Linked DNA regions of Homo sapiens: regions 1 and 2 are each linked to region 3. Evidence: chromatin loops called from intact Hi-C (ENCODE). Cell type or tissue: chondrocyte. All regions are shown on one strand. Links, peaks and the distances in the headings refer to the core of each region. The heading gives the core; the rest is flanking DNA.

The links. Hi-C counts contacts between places; a loop is a spot of excess contacts. Peaks named below come from ENCODE experiments on the same cell type or tissue, not always from the same donor. Only the 100,000 strongest peaks of a DNase experiment are listed, where the experiment ranks them.
Region 1: it touches region 3 in a loop (10-fold over the local background); 29 of 110 quality-filtered maps call a loop at or near these places.
Region 2: it touches region 3 in a loop (4-fold over the local background); 2 of 110 quality-filtered maps call a loop at or near these places.

What each region holds. Positions count from the first base shown.
Region 1 is chr22:26,328,962-26,334,388 of GRCh38, reverse strand. The region is part of intron 9 of SEZ6L (seizure related 6 homolog like); the gene reads right to left. Among named protein-coding and RNA genes, the nearest start is that of SEZ6L-AS1, 85 kb to the right of the region's middle. In chondrocyte, for the core only: CTCF peaks have their summits at 2,970 and 3,202 (motif pointing right); no DNase peak of the experiment used is centred there.
Region 2 is chr22:24,765,814-24,771,240 of GRCh38, reverse strand. The region is part of intron 1 of PIWIL3 (piwi like RNA-mediated gene silencing 3); the gene reads left to right. It also overlaps the pseudogene TOP1P2. Among named protein-coding and RNA genes, the nearest start is that of PIWIL3, 6.2 kb to the left of the region's middle. In chondrocyte, for the core only: a CTCF peak has its summit at 2,249 (motif pointing left); no DNase peak of the experiment used is centred there.
Region 3 is chr22:25,770,364-25,775,790 of GRCh38, reverse strand. It overlaps MYO18B (myosin XVIIIB), which reads right to left. Exons shown (of 44, transcript NM_032608.7): 6 at 4,807-4,919; 7 at 3,281-3,457. Among named protein-coding and RNA genes, the nearest start is that of MYO18B, 31 kb to the right of the region's middle. In chondrocyte, for the core only: CTCF peaks have their summits at 873, 1,076 (motif pointing left), 2,454 and 2,663 (motif pointing right); a DNase peak (open chromatin) is centred at 3,271.

The sequences.
Region 1 (5,427 bases), core at 343-5,342, 560 kb before region 3:
AAGCCACCTGTTGAATCACTCCATTTATAAGGAATATCCAGAATAGGGAAATCCACAGAGAAAGAAGGCAGATGGGTGGTTATCAAGGGTTAGGGGGTGAGGAGAAGAATGCGGAACAATTGCTTAATCGGTATGGAATTTGTTTTTGGGGTGATGGAAATGTTTTGGCACTAGATACAAGTGTTGGTTGCACAATATTGTAAATGTATCACATATGTAGATATATATATTGTATATGTTAAAATGACTAATTGTATGTTGTATGAATTTCACCTCAATTAAAAAAAAGAAACATCTTAGGATAGAGTGCCAACTTTTAACCCTAGTCTCAAGGCTCTATAGGTCTATCTTTTGCATTGCCGCCTGCCCCGTCCCTGCCGCCTCATTTCTGACTCTCTCTCTTCCAAGCCATTGTTTTACCTCCAACCAGACTGCATTGCTCATCAGTCTTTCCAAAGCACGATGCTCTTGGTGACCTCTGGGACTTTTCACATTCCCTTCCCTGTGCTCTGAATTCTCCACCTGGGAAACTCCTACCCACCCCTTAGTTTCAGCCTTCCATGATTCACTATTGCACAGAGCCCCCAGCATCCCCTCCTGGTCTGGCCTGCAGCCCTTGTGCTCACCCTCCTTATGGAGCTCAGTCATTACTTGGGGCCCCATTGGTCTGGGGATGCTCATCTGCTGCAGATCAGGAGCTCCCTGAGGCCCTCCCATGTCTCACTCACTGCTGGCTGTATCCCTAGTGCTCAGCACCATGCTGAGTGTGTGTCTCGGGTGAATCAGTGCCAGCTCAGGGCATAGGGCCAGGTTTCGGGCTCAGATCTTGCACAGAGTAGACTGTGGCTTTGACCCCAATTCCTACCTAGGACCCTAACCCCGACTGGACTCTTCCCTGCTCCAACCTTGGGAAGGGGACTCCTCTCAGCCAGTGCCCTGGCTGCTTTCAGCATGCTCCCCAGGGTTAAGTTGAAAACTTTGGTATCAGAGGGAGGCTGCCTCAAGGGATTTCTGCCCCGCCTGCCTCTAGGGCTTCTTGTTGGCCATGCCTTGATCCTTCTTGGATATGTAGGTCACTAGAGTCAAGTCCAATGCCACCTGACACCCTGCATGCCTGAGAGGCCACTCCAAAGCCAACCCGCTGGCTTGTCCAGCTTGTCTAGCCTCCTCTCCTTCCCCACCTTGACCCTGCTCTGGGCACATTCTGCAGCCCCTTCAAGGGCCTGAGCAGCCATTTGTGGACATGCCATTTAGTGTTACCACTTCTGGCTGCTTCTTTAAATCCTCCCTTTCTCAGGGCAGTGGAAACACTGGTCCCATTGGATAGCTTTTGAATGGGAAAGCATTTCACAGGACCCACATTTAGCTTTTGAATAACAACAGTGCTGTCCGCCAAGTATCAAGCATTCAAACAACCTCACAAAGTAAGACTTGCTCCATTATACAGATAAGGAAACTGAGGCTCAACCAGGAAGGTCAAGATTCAAACCTACGTCTTTTGATGCCAAAGCTTGAGATCTGAACCACCATTTTATACAACAGCCCATGAAAGCCACATACACACGTTTTCAAGAAGTGTGTTCCGATTGAGTCTTGTGTCAGAAAACATGAATAAAAAAACACAAATTAAATATTCAGAACAGCTGGGCATGATGGTTCATGCTTGTAATCCCAGCATTTTGGGAGGCCAAGGCTGGAGGATCACTTGAGTTCAGGAGTTCAAGACCTGCCTGGGCAATATAGTGAAACCCCCATCTCTATAAAAAATAAAAACATTAGCCGGGCACGGTGGCACATGCCTGTGGTCCCAGCTACTCAGGAGGCTGAGGTGGGAAGATCACTTGAGCACTGGAGGTTGAGGCTGCAGTAAGCTTTGATTGCACCACTGTACTCCAGCATGGGTGACACAGTGAGATGCTGTCTAAAAAAAAAAAATCTGGACTGGGTGCAGTGGCTCACACCTTTAATCCCAGCACTTTGGGAGGCCGAGGTGAGTGAATAACCTGAGGTCAGGAGTTCAAGACCAGCTTGGCCAATATGGTGAAATCCCATCTCTACAAAAAGTACAAAAATAAGCTGGGCATGGTGGCATGCACTTGTAGTCCCAGCTACTCGGGAGGCTGAGGTAGGAGAATTGCTTGAACCTGAGAGAAGGAGGTTGCAGTGAGCCGAGATCGCGCCACTGCACTCCAGCCTGGGCAACAGAGCGAGACCCTGTCTCAAAAAAAAAAAAAAAAAAAACATTGAAAATCCTCTCTTCCAGCTGTTTGAAAATGAACAACAAATTATTGTTAACTATCGTCACCCTACAGTGTTATAGAACACTAGAAGCTATTCCTCCTATATAGCTGTGATTTTTGTATTACAGACATCGTTTTTTAAAAATTAAATTAAATTCTTTTTTGAGACACAGTCTTGCTCTGTTGCCCGGGCTGGAGTGCAGTGGCACGATCTCAGCTCGTTGCAACCTCCACCCTCCCCGGGTTTAAGCCATTCTCCTGCCTCAGCCTCCCAAGTAACTGGGATTACAGGCACGTGCCACCATGCCTGGCTAATTTTTGTGTTTTTAGTGGAGACAGCATTTCACCATGTTGGCTGGGCTGTTCTCAAACTCCTGACCTCAGGTGATCCACCTGCCTTGGCCTCCCAAAGTTCTGGGATACAGGCTTGAGCCACCACGCCTGGCCCAGACTTCTTGTTTTAAAAAGATTTTGTCTCCCTAACATTTTACATTTCTTGGTAACGAATGTTCTTTGTGTTTTGTTCATGGTTATTATCGATCAGGTATAACAGAGTTTGCAATAAAATCAGTGTTAATCTAGTTACTTAGTCTGGGTGGCTTAATTTTGATAGATAAAAGCTTTCTGTTATGGTTTTTGAAATATTTAGAAAGATCTGGGGAAGGATATGTAAGATACATAAGAAAGTAATTGCCTCTAGGGAGGAGAGCCAGAGAGGGGGCTGTTTGCTGGGGAAGGATGGGAAACTCAATTTTCACAGTAGACCTTTTTGTACTTTTGAATTTTGAATCGTATGAATGTAGTACCTCTTCAAAAAGGATAAAAACAGCCTAAGGGACCCTCATTGCTTTCACTGGGGTCTAGAGAGTGGAAGAGGTGAGGATAGAATGCAAATTAGAATCTGACACAGACCAGCGAACCCATCTCTGGTTATGTAATCCTGCTGCTCACCTGCAGAGGGCAGTGTATGCCTAAGCATGGAATGGGCTGACTTCCCCAGCAGGTGCCCTTTTTACCCCAACCAATCAGGAGCCTGGATGTGGGGAGCAGGTGGTAGGTGAGGTTGGTAACTATTGAGCTAGAGTCAATATTCCGGAGAGGGCATAGAAAGACATGATGAGCAAGCCACCTTTCTTTTCCTTATTCCTTTCTAAACAAACATTTGACCCTTGGCTTAGAAATCTTGCCTTTAAAAGGCTTTTTCGAGCCTCATTCACAGGACAATTTTAGGTAGGCAAACATACTTTGAAATGTCTAATGTTTATGCATTTCTTTAAATGCAAATTAGAAAAATATATAAATATATGGTTTGCACATTAAACTTCTAATTTCATGGACATTATTTTGGCTGGAGTAAGCCAAGTGAAAAAGGCAAGCCAATTTACACGCAGTTTCGGGAAAACAAAAACGGTAACACAAAAAGAAGTAGCTGGTAATAGAATTGGACTGTGGAAACCGCAAAAATTAGCCCACAGACTAAAGTCCAGTTTCTCAGCCTGACCTCCCAGGAAGTCCACAGCTGGGTCTCAGCCCATCTCTTGCTGTCTCAAACATCCAGTACACCAAGCCCCTTGCAGCTCCTAGACCCTTAAAGCCTCCATCTTTCATGCCTTAGCTCATGCTAGTCTCTCTACCTGGAAAGCCCTCTCCTCTCTTCTCTGCTAGAAAACACCTTGCTAATTCCTCAGGATCCCTCTGTCCACCCTGCATTTACAGCTATGTAATAACTAGCTAAGGTTTTCAAGTGGCTTTTCAAGGCACTTTACATGCACCATTTCATCTTATCCTCGGACTAACCCTGTAAGTACGACTCTTCACACCCATTTCACAGATAAGCCAACTGAGGTGCCCAGAGGTGAGGAAACACGCTTAAGCTCAAGCAGCTGGTTATATAGCAGAGCCGGAATCCAAACAGACGTCGTTGGAAGACAAAGCCTGAGCAACAGACCAGCAACCTTCATCTGCCTGTGTCGGCTCCCTGAAGGCACATGTCTTCACCCCAATCCCTGGAGCCCACCCAGGGCTTGGCACAGGTGAAATAAAGTTCACTTAAATGAAGGAATGACGGCAAATTTATGTCCATTTTCCAGATGAGGAAACTGAGGCTCAGAGGAATTAAGTGACTTTCCTAAGAAAACACTATCTTGCCCTTCAGGCAAGATCTTTATGGAACAGTAGAGATAGTGATGAAATAAATCATAGGATCTAAAGAAAGGAAAAACAAGAATCAAAACCTGTAAATTCCGTTGTATGCAATAAAACTTTGATAAAATATTTATAGTTTTTTTTGAAGGCCTTAGAAGGGACATGTTTAAAGTTGTTTTGTATCTATTTTCTCATCTGATCCCCTCACCCACACAGTCAGGTGGTCAGAGAAAAAACATTATGAATCCCATAGAGGAGTAAACTGAGCCCCAAAGACCCAGGTCCTAAGGCCTCTGTGCTCATTTCAGATGCAGCACAACCTTGCCAGGCACCTCTCAGCAACACAGAATTGTCGAGGGGCCTTTGGCCCAGTGAAACCCAATTAAATTTGCTTTCAATTTAATTTGATAAAATGGCAGACAGGCCAAGAAACCATGTCAGCTCCAGGGAGGACACAGAAAACCAGTATCTTTGGCTCCCTAATAGGACACCTTAAAACACACAAAAATGATGAGTTTTCTTTTTCTTTTTTTTTAAAGATGGTGTTTCACTCTGTCATCCAGGCTGGAGTGCAATGGCATGATCTTGGCTCACTGCAACCTCCGCCTCCTGGGTTCAAGCTATTCTCCTGCCTTAGCCTCCAGAGTAGCTGGAACTACAGGCACCCACCACCAAGCCCAGCTAATTTTTGCAGTTTTAGTAGAGACCGGGTTTCACCATGTTGACCAGGTTGGTCTTGAACTCTTGACCTCAGATGATCCACCTGCCTTGGCCTCCCAGAGTGCTGGGATTACAGGTTTGAGCCACCGTGCCCAGCCTGTTTCCTTAGTCTCTTCTTTGTTCCTTCTCTCTTCCTTTCCTTCCACCCTCTCTTCCTCTCTGTTTCTCTCCAAAAATATTCACCAAAACGCTTGTCCACTCCAGGCTGTGAACCCACTGCCCCGTGGTTCTCAATCCTGGCCGCACCTCAGAATCCCCGCGGAGGTTTAAAAACTCCTGATCCCAGGTTGTACTCCAGACAAATCAGGCCATCAGAAACCCT
Region 2 (5,427 bases), core at 343-5,342, 1.0 Mb after region 3:
TTCGCTCGCCTCAGCCTCCCAAAGTGTTGGGATTACAGGCATCAGCCACCGCGCCCGGCCGGAAAGTAACTTTCTTTAAATGTTAGCAGCTAGGAAATGACCAGGCTCATGCCTCCAAGAGACCATTTTAAGTTTTAGGGCTGAGTGAAAGGGTTTAAAAAGGGAAACTTGGCATGGGGAGCACGCAGGGGTGGTGAAGGGTACAGGGTCTATGTGTCTTCTCCCGGTGGCTATTTTGAGTTATTGTCCCCCTGGAGCACAGGTGGGTGCCATCATGTCTGGCTGAGGTGTAGCTTATCCTCCTCGAGACCATCCCCCTAGGTAGGGGAGAATTCTGTAGCTGGGTCTTCATGCTTGGTTTATTTTTCTTTCTTTCTTTTTATTTATTTATTATTATTATTTTTTTGAGATGGAGTCTCTCTCCATCACCCAAGCTGGAATGCAGTGGTGCGATCTTGGCTCACTGCAACCTCCACCCCTTGGGTTCAAGCAATTCTCCTGCCTCAGCCTCCCTAGTAGCTGGTATTACAGGTGCCTGCCACCATGCCCGGCTAATTTTTGTTTTTTTTTTTTTTTTTTTAGTAGAGACGGGGTTTCACCATGTCGGCCAGGCTGGTCTCGAACTCCTGACCTCAGGTGATCCACCCGCCTCAGCTTCCCAAAGTGCTGAGATTACAGGCATGAGCCACTGTGCCTGGCCATGCTTGGTTTATTTTCAAATTAGCCTCCCCTGGAATTTCTAAAAAGGCACATAATTAGATAAGCTACCATGGTACAAGGAGTGTCTGGGGGGAAGAGAGTGAAAAAAAGGGTTTCAAATACATTTCAAGGCTAAGGCTACAAAAATTAAAATAAAAATAGTTAAAAATGTATTTTGAAGCTGAGCTGCTCAGTCATATTAACGCCTAAAGAGTAAGAAGGACATACTTCAGAAAAACCTATGGCTCTGTCCAGGCAGGGACAGTTGATGTCGTCATACTGACACTTTTACTATGGAAAACTGACGGGTTTGAGTCTTGCCTTCAATACTTGCTAGCTGTGTGACCTTGGGTAAGCGGGTTCATCCCTCTGTGCTTCACTGCCCCCTTCACAAAGCTGTTACGATGAAATGCTTTGATCTACATAAAGCGCTTAGCAGGGTGGCTCAACAAGCTGCAGCAGTTAGTATACAGTTGGTTCTCTGTATCCATGGGTTCTGCATCTGTGGATTCAAACAACCAACTGAACATATACAAACACTTTTTTTTGTCATTATCCTTTAAACCAAGCTTGTCCAACCCACAGCCCCACAGGTCTCATGTGGCCCAGGACAGCTTAGAATGTGGCTTTGAATTTCGTAAACTTTCTTAAAACATTATGAGATATTTTGGGGATTTTTTTTTCTTTTAGCTCATCAGCTATCATTAGTATTGGTGTATTTATTATTATTATTATTATTATTTTTGAGACAGAGTTTTGCCGTTGTTGCCCAGGCCAGAGTGCGGTGGCACAATCTCGACTCACTGCAACCTCTCTCTCCAGGATTCAAGCGATTCTTCTGCCTCAGCCTCCCAAGTAGCTGGGATTACAGGTGTGTGCTAACATGCCCAGCTAATTTTGTTTTTTGTTTGTTTGTTTGTTTTTGTTTTTCAGACGGAGTCTCGCTCCGTCTCCCAGGCTGGAGTGCAATGGCACGATCTCGGCTCACTGCAAGCTCTGCCTCCCAGGTCCACGCCATTCTCCTGCCTCAGCCTCCCAAGTAGCTGGGACTACAGGTGCCCGCCACCACACCTGGCTAATTTTTTATATTTTTAGTAGAGAGGGGGTTTCACCATGTTAGCTAGTATGGTCTCGATCTCCTGACCTTGTGATCCACCCGCCTCGGCCTCCCAAGCTGCTGGGATTATAGGCATGAACTATGGCGCCTGGCCGTGTTAGTGTATTTTATGTGTAGCCCAAAACAATTCTTCCAATGTGGCCCGGGGAAGTCAAAAGATTGGACATTCCTGCTTTAAACAACACAACATAACAACTACTTACAAAGTATTTACATGGTATTAGGTATCATAAATAATCTAGTGATGATTTAAAGGTATACAGGAGGATGTGCATAGGATGTATACAAATACAACACCATTTTGTATCAGGGACTTGAGCATCCACAGATTTTGGTATCAGCGGTAGACTGTGGAACCAATCCCTGTGGATACCCAAGGAGGACTGTATAGTTGGCCTCGTTTTTATTAACCTAAGACAATAGCACCACCTTGCGGCTCTTTGTCCCAGGCACAGACAAGCTGAGCCCATGGAACAAAAATGAGCCTTCCACAGATGGTGAAGAGGAAACCTTGTCTCATGGCCAAGGCTGAGGCTGGAGCAGGGAGAAAAACCATATTTGTTCACATAAACATTCCAGGCTCAGACATGCTCATCTCCTTGAGAATAAAGTTTGTTTCTGAGAAACTATTGTCCAAGCTGTCAGCCCCTAGAAGAGGAACAGAAAATGAAATCTCTCTCCTTGGGCCTCCTCCACCTGCAGAGTTGCGTTCTTGGGGCAGAGAATGCTGTCTGTTCACAGTGGCTGGCAGGACAGTGAGGCTTTGGCCCTGTCACCCATAGAGGTAAGGGCTGAGGGAGACATTGCTGTCAGCCACAGACCTTCCTGCTTCTTGTTTTCCTTTGATGTCTGCAGAATGAAAAAGGGAAAACAGGCCAGGCGTGGGGGCTCACGCCTGTAATCCCAGCATTTTGGGATGCTGAGGCGGGTGGATCACGAGGTCAGGAGTTCAAGACCATCCTGGCCAAGATGGTGAAACCCTGTCCCTACTAAAAATACAAAAATTAGCCGGGCATGGTGGTGTCCTCTGTAATCCCAGCTACTTGGGAGGCTGAGGCAGGAGAATCACTTGAACTTGGGAGGTGGAGGTTGCAGTGAGCCGAGATTGTGTCACTGCACTCACTCCAGCCTGGGCAACAGAGCAAGACTCCATCTCAAGAAAAAAAAAACACAAAAAACAAACAACAACAACAAAAAACAACAACAAAAAAAGAAAAAGGGAAAACAAAATATAGGATTCTTTTTGTGATGGTCACAAAACAGTGGCAAATGTCAGCTCTGTGCAGTCCCCAATAAGAGTTTTGCACTGATGAAGCCATCAGCCATTGGAAACAGCAATTTGTCCTCAGAAAAGTAGTTGCAGGAGAGTCTATCAGACCTGACAGTGAATGTGAGCACTCTTTTTACCTTCCTTCCCCAGAGTGAGAAATGATGGACAGGAATTTTTCTTTCCTGACTCAGTTTGCAGGCTTTTGGCCTGTGAGCTTGGGGATGAACCCAGGTGAGGGGCAAAGGAGGTTGGCTCTGGGGATAGGTAGGCTTGCCTTCTAATCCCACTTCTGTCACTTGCTGACTGTGTGACCTTGGGCAAGTCACTGTCCTTTCAGTTTGAATATTATGCCTAGAGTATAATTTTTGGTATTTATCTTGCTTAGTGTTCTATGAACTTCCTGGATCTGTGATTTAATTCTGTTTTTAATTTTGGAAAATTTTCGGTCATTATTATTTCAAATACTTCTCCTGTTCCTTTCTCTCTTTCTTTCCTTATGATATTCCCATTATGCATGTTACACCTTTTATAGTTATCCCAGTTCTTGGGACGTATTCTGCTTTGTCTTTTTATTCCTTTTTCTCTTTGCCCTTTTTTTTTTTTGAGACAGAGTTTCGCCTTTGTTGCCCAGGCTGGAGTGCAATGGCTCGATCTCAGCTCACTGCAACCTCCACCTGCCAGGTTCAAGCAATTCTCCTGCCTCAGTCTCCCAAGTAGCTGGGATTACAGGCACACATCACCACACCTGGCTAATTTATTTATTTATTTATTTATTTTTTTTAGTAGAGACGGGGTTTCACCATGTTGTCCAGGCTGGTCTCGAACTCCTGACCTCAGGTTATCCGCCCACCTCAGCCTCCCAAAGTGCTGGGATTGCAGGCCTGAGTCACCCCGCCCAGCTGGCCAGGAATTTTCAAGTGCTTAGCAGGTTCAGGCTTTTCAAATCTTTAGGATATTTTCAAGATGTAGTAAACAAATAGTTACTGCTGCACCATAGACAGTGCAGAATTTTTTGAGACAGAGTCTCACTCTGTCACCCGGGCTGGAGTGCAGTGGTATGATCATAGTCCACTGCAGCCTTGAACTCCCAGGCTCAAGCGATCCTCCTGTCCTCCTGCCTCAACCTCCCAAGCACCAGGGACTACAGGTGTGCACCACCATCCTAGTTAATTTTTTAATTTTTTTTTTTTTTAGAGACGGTGTCTTGATGTTGCCCCGGCTAGTCTTGAACTACTGGGCTCAAGCAATCCTCCTGCCTCAGCCTCCCAAAGTGCTGGGATTACAGGCATGAAACTCTGTGCCTGGCCAACAGTGCACAACTGAGTCTGGAATTCAAGCTGAGAACGCATGCAGATTTCTATAGGATAATGGTGCAATTTCAAAGCAGTAAGACAAAGATTAGTTAAGAAACCGTGCCAGATAACTAACTATTTCTCTCATAATTGACAGGCATTCAATGTGTACATCAAGGATCTGGATGTAACTGTGATAAAATATTAAAGAATTGGTGATTTTTAAAAAATATCTAGGCTAGGCCAGGCGCGGTGGCTCACGCCTGTAATCCCAGCACTTTGGAAGGCTGAGGCAGGCGGATCACAAGGTCAGGAGATCAAGACCATCCTGGCTAACATGGCGAAACCCCGTCTCTACTAAAAAAAATACAAAAAAATTAGCCAGGCCTGGTGGCGGGCGCCTGTACTTCCAGCTACTCGGGAGGCTGAGGCAGGAGAATGGCGTGAACCCAGCAGACAGAGCTTGTAGTGAGCTGAGATCACGCCACTGTACTCCAGCCTGGGCAACAGAGCCAGACTCTGTCTCAAAACAAAAACAAAAACAAAACAAAACAAAACAAAAAAACAAAAAACCTAGGCTAGGCATGGTGGCTCACACCTGTAATCCCAGAAATTCGGGAGGCTGAGATGGGATGATCGCTTGAGCTCAGGAGCTCAAGACCAGCCCAGGCAACATGGTGAAACCCCGTCTCCACAAAAAATACTAAAAAATTAGCCAGGAGTAGTGGCAGCACCTGCAGTTCCAGCTACTCTGGAGGCCGAAGTGGGAGGATTTCTTGAACCCAGGAGGCTGAGGTGGGAGGGTTTCTTTTTTTTTTTTCCATTAAGTTGAAGGAATTTATTTTAAATAACCTACAGTTGACTAAAAGGGAATTCATGATAAAAATAGAGGATACTTGAGGAAAGATGTGGGAAATGGACTCTGCACACACACTAAACTAACAATGCCTCTAAAACTAATAATTATAGCAAAAAATGTCTTCACATTAAAATTCTGCTTTTTTTCCCCATTTTTTACACAACTACAAAAGAAAAAATAAAAGCCCTAA
Region 3 (5,427 bases), core at 166-5,165:
AAGCCACAAGCCTGGATGAGATCACCAAGGAAGAGTGTGAGAACAGAGCATCCTGACAGGGACAGGTCAGGGAGACCACAAGGAAGACTGACTGGGCGGCCAGTGGGCGGGAATGAAAACCAGGAAAGCGGAGTCTTAGAGCCGAGGAAGGGTGTGTTTCCAGGAAGAGGGAGGGAAATGCTGCTGAGTTCAGTAAGAGACCAGAGACTTGACATTGGATTTGGCAGCGAGGGAAGAGGGCAGGAGGTTACTGTGAGGTCAGCAGGAGGGCACCAAAAGGAAAAGAGGAATGGGCCCTGCTGCAGGAGGATGTCTGAAGCCCAAGATGCTGAGGGTGTCCACTGGGTCCGGCAAGGCCCCATCTGCCCTCCCTAGCGCAGTCCTTTGGCCGAACTAGGGGCACAAACCCTGGTGTGATGGCCCTCCCCTCAGCCTAGATGTCTAGCTTGGGGCTGGGGCTGTCTCCAATCCACTGTTGGCTCTTCCTGCTCCAAGCCCCTGAGGAACAGTCATGAGTCCCTATCCTGATGCCAGATGTAGGGCTCAGCAGGAACCTAATGCAGGCAAAGGAGGGATATGCCCCCACACTGGCTGGACACAGCCTTAGGGCTTAAGGCAGTCAGAGGGTCCTGGGGTCTCAGTCCTAGAGCCATCCCCCAGTCTGGGAAAACTAAAGTTCAATGAACGGGCAGTCCTGTCCATCAGCCTGCTCAGGCCCACTGCCTAGGGGGAGAAGGAAGAATTCTGCACATCCAGGTTCCTGAAGGCCCTCCTATATGCATGCATGCACACATGCCTTTGCATCTGTGTACATGTGCCCTTGCACGCATGCACAGAAGTGTGCTTGTAGGCACATGCACGCAACAGTTGCGGCGGGCTCTGCACACAGAGATGGGATCCACCTCTACCCACGGGGTCGCACCCATGCTCAAACTCACCCTCTTATTCACCTAGACCTCCATGTCCCCAGGCACACACCCAGACCCCAGCTGCCTGGTGGGGCTAGCCCCATAGTGAGAGAGTCCCCCGGTGTGTCCAGACCCCACCCAGCCCATCCTCGAGGTGGTCTCAGCCTCACCGCAGGCCTGTGCTCCCACCTGGTGGCCATTTGGGGAATCAGAGGTTGATCCGGCCTAAGGACAGGAGGTGGCTGTGGGTTTGAGTGTGGGAGGCTGGAAGACTTGAGGGAAGGGTGCGGACCAGTGCCGCACCCCACCCCAGGGTTAGGAAGGGAAGTAGGGGGATCTACCTTCAGAGTGCGTACCAATGCCTGCATCTTTTGGCGCTTTTGCCTAAGTTCTGATGCCTCAATCCAGGATGGCCAATGAGGACCTGATTGCTATCTGGGTCTATAAAAATGTCCCTTCCAGGGATTTCCAGGGAGCCGGAGGAGTCCCTCGGCAATGTGGACAGCTCAGAGGCCTTGGGCTGCAGCAACAGAAGCCTAAGCACTCACCACAAGGACGGGAGAGGGCACGTGCCAAGCTCTGGCCCACCCAGAGCTTCTGAGGTCCTCCCAGGCCCTTGACCATGGACAGCGGTGGTGGGAGAGCCCCTGGGAGTGACTGAAGGTGTGGTGTGGGTCACTCTGGAGGAGAAAAATCTTGGAGAGAGGGGTACAGGCCCACTATATCCCCTTTAATGGATTTAGCATTGCCTCAGGGACTAGGGATGGATTTGTCCCACAGGGCCCCAAAGGGCAAGATGTGTTTTCACCCCCAGTTGGCAGAGGAGAACATGGAAACCAGAAGAGGTATCATGATCTTTCCTAGACACCAGGTGTCCTAGGGGCTTCTGACTTCCCAGTGAGTCTCCAGAAGAGCACACAGGTAAGATGTCTCACCTCCGACAGGCCTCCCTGCCTCCACTGAGCCTCTTCCCATCTGTCCTCCACCCAGCAGCCAAAGGCATCCTTTTACAACCTAAGTCACAGCATGTCATTGCTCTGCTAAAAACCCCAGTAGGGACTCTCTCTAAGCCTACTCTGGCTCAGGAGGCTGCCCAGTTCATAAAAAATAGATACAAATCGGCCAGGCGCAGTGGCTCATGCCTGTAATCCCAGCACTTTGGGAGGCCGAGGCGGGCGGATCACGAGCTCAGGAGATCGAGCCCATCCTGGCTAACACGGTGAAACCCCATCTCTACTAAAAATACAAAAAATTAGCTGGGCGTGGTGGCGGGTGCCTGTAGTCCCAGCTACTCGGGGGGCTGAGGCAGGAGAATGGCGTGAACCCGGGAGGCGGCGCTTGCAGTGAGCCGAGATCGTGCCACTGCACTCCAGCCTGGGCGACACAGAGAGACTCCGTCTCAAAAGTAAATAAATAAATAAATACCCATAGTAGCTGCCATCCCACTCAGAGTGAAAGCCAGAATCATCACCCTGAGAACTGACACGGCTCTGTCCTGGTTTTTCCCAACCTCTCCCACCTCTTCCTCCACTCATCTGCTCGGGCCACTCTTATCTTTATTGTTGATGGACTGTCTTTTCTTCCTAGAACAGCAACTCCACAAGGGGAGGGTTGCTCGCCTGGCACCTTCCCTGATGTTCTTTGTGCGTGGCCCGGTAGGAGACCCTCAATCAATAGCTCAATCACTATGGGTTGAAGGAATGAAGGGGCCCACGCTTCAATGACTCGGCTGAGGTGCCTCGTGCGTCCACAAGGTGGCGCTTAGAGATTTCCTTTGCTCTTGCCCATCTCAACAAAAATTGGCCGTTTCTACACTTCCGAGGAAAAAAACTAAAGTACAACTGAAGCTTCTGTTTCCCCGTTGATGTGGGTGCTCAGGACTCCTGAGAGTTCAGCATGGGATGAAGAGCACACAGGAGCCCTGTATCCTGGGTTTTCTCCCAGCAACTCTGCTCGCTAGACCTGAGAGTTTAGCCTGCGCCTGGCCCAGCCGGCTCTTCTCATCTGTAAAATGGGCTAATCACAGTACCTGTGTTTTCAGGTGGATATGTGAGACTCAACTGAGTTAATACAAGAAGGTGCATACAGCAGTGTCTGGTAGAGTTCACACTCATTCAGTATTTTCTTTCGTTACTCTTGTGATATTTAATGCTGCTGTTTCTGTCCTAATGGTGACTGATCTTTCCCTCCAGGGAATGGGGGAATCTCATGGTCCATGCCACAGGATGCCACAATGCCGCGAGAAGGATGCTGCTTGCAGACAGGTCGACTGGGGGCTCTGATGGTTCTACTGTCACCTCAGATGCAGAGGGATCCCCCCAGGCCCCCCTGCCCTCAGCCCCTCAGCCCTGCCCACAATGGTCCCACCTCACCTTCCCTGCAGAAGGCACCGAGGGCCCCCGGGGCTGGAGGACAATCAGATCAGGCCCTGTGCAGGTGTGCAGCAGCTGAGCTTTGTAGCGCTGCAGAAGCGTGTTCAGGACACTGGATTCGTTGACACTGATGAGAGAGGCCAGGTCCTCGACCTGGTCCAGCTCAGGAGGGTTGGCCTGTGAAACCATCACACAGAGTCTCCTCTGGCCTTCTGGCCTTCTGGCCCCCTGCCCCCACCCCACCCCCCCGCAACCAAACACACACTAAGCCCTCCTCTTGAGAGCTATGTGCCAAAGACCAGAACAGAGCACAGGGACTCTGGATGGAAAGCAATGAAGCCCTACAAATAAAATAGGGCCATCCCTTCTCCTTGCCCTCTGTGCAACCTATGAGGCACCCCCTCTTCGCTGTGGTCCTGCACTCCATGCACCATGAGGGGAGACGCTCCCAAGGCAGACTTGACAAAATTCAAAACACTTTCTGGATCTCAAACACCACAAAAAGACAGGTGATGCTCCAGTGTGTGCGAGCATCCGCTGCCATTTCCTCCTCTTCTGGGTCTTACGAGGAAGCTCTCAATATGCTCCATGATACCCAGGAGTGGAGGCCAATGGCCAAACCACCTCACTGGTCTCATAGCCCATCATGCATTGATTCCTAGGAAACCACCCAAACCCTTAGAAGCAAGGGTTATGTGAAGCTGCTTCTTAAAACATCTGTTCTAAGAGGCGTCCTATTATTCTCTCCAGCTTCAGTGAGTTTTCTGAACCTGGTAGTCTCAGGTTTGGGCCAAGCTTGAGCCCTCTCATGGATCAGCCTTTCTTGCAAGGCCACTGAGCCTCTGTAAATGCCCAACGCGGGAGAGAAAGCCTGAGGTGGGCAGAGGAGGAGCAGAAAGGAATGCAGATGAGCAAGGAGGAAAACTCCTAAGATAGCAGGCTGTGAGGGGCGGGGGGAAAGGGCATGACAGAACCTTTCTTTTCTATCACTACACTGGGACTTGTCCTCAAAAGGATTTATGGTGCACAACAAAAATGTATTCAAAGCAATTTAAAGAGCAAAGCTGAAAGAAAGTTTGATGCCAAAATATAGGCCATTAGAACCTATGCTATGGTTAATGGCAAGCAGCAAATTTGGCTCTGAGTTCCCTGGCGGCCAGAGTGAAAACAGAAACATGCTGTGTAGTATGATTTGCAATATCCAATATCTATAAATTAAAAGCAGTCATTTTCTTGGGTCCATCAGAAGAACTCCCAGGGCCAAGACCTGACAAACATGTTCTTTGATGTGTCCTCATTAAGGGAAACCACAGGAAAGGGTGAATGACCCCCTAATAGTACCCCTCCAGTAGAGCAATGAGTTCAGTGGGGTTCTTCACTATAACTCCCTCCAGGGCATCAAGCCAAAATGGTATTGGTAGTCAGGAACAAGGAAATCTCTTGCAGGACTGGGGAAGGAGGGTATGGAGCTGGGGTGAAGTGGGACAGGGGACTCATGCTGGGGGACGGCGGGACAGGGGACTCACCCGATGGACATGCTCCTCATCCACCTCAGTGATGGTTTTGTCAGCATCAATCCAAAGTCTCACCCTTCCTGCTGGCAGGTCTGCTGTTCCCTCATCTGGCTTTAGCACCGTAGCTGGTTGGACATCCCAGAGAGAGAAGGGGAACGGGGAGGAGATGGGAGGGGAAGAGGGGAAAGAGGCGAGGGCAGGAGATAAGAGAGGCTCTAAGCCGGGCCAGCAAGCTTGGGAGAAGGCTTGGGACAGGTCTCCATTTGGGGTCTATTCACTTGGAGCTGAGTTGTGACCCCAAATCCTTTAAGGTCAGGCTAAGTCTGACTCACCTTAGGCTTTTACCAGCTGTCACAGTGCCAGGCACAGAGCAGGCACCCAGACAGTTGGGTACACTGGCCTATCTCACACACAGACTGCCATTTCCCCCTCCAGTGCCCATGGCAGACATCACTAATCAACCACTCTTCCCAGCCATGTTCAGACTGAGACTCAGCATCACTTCTCAGTAGAGTGCAGTGATCAGCCACAACCAATCGACAAAAGTAGGCTCATGAGATCAAATCTATTGGCCCACTTGTACCAGACTCTGGCTTCCTCGAAGAACGCCGTAGGAAGAAAGCATGCTTGTTG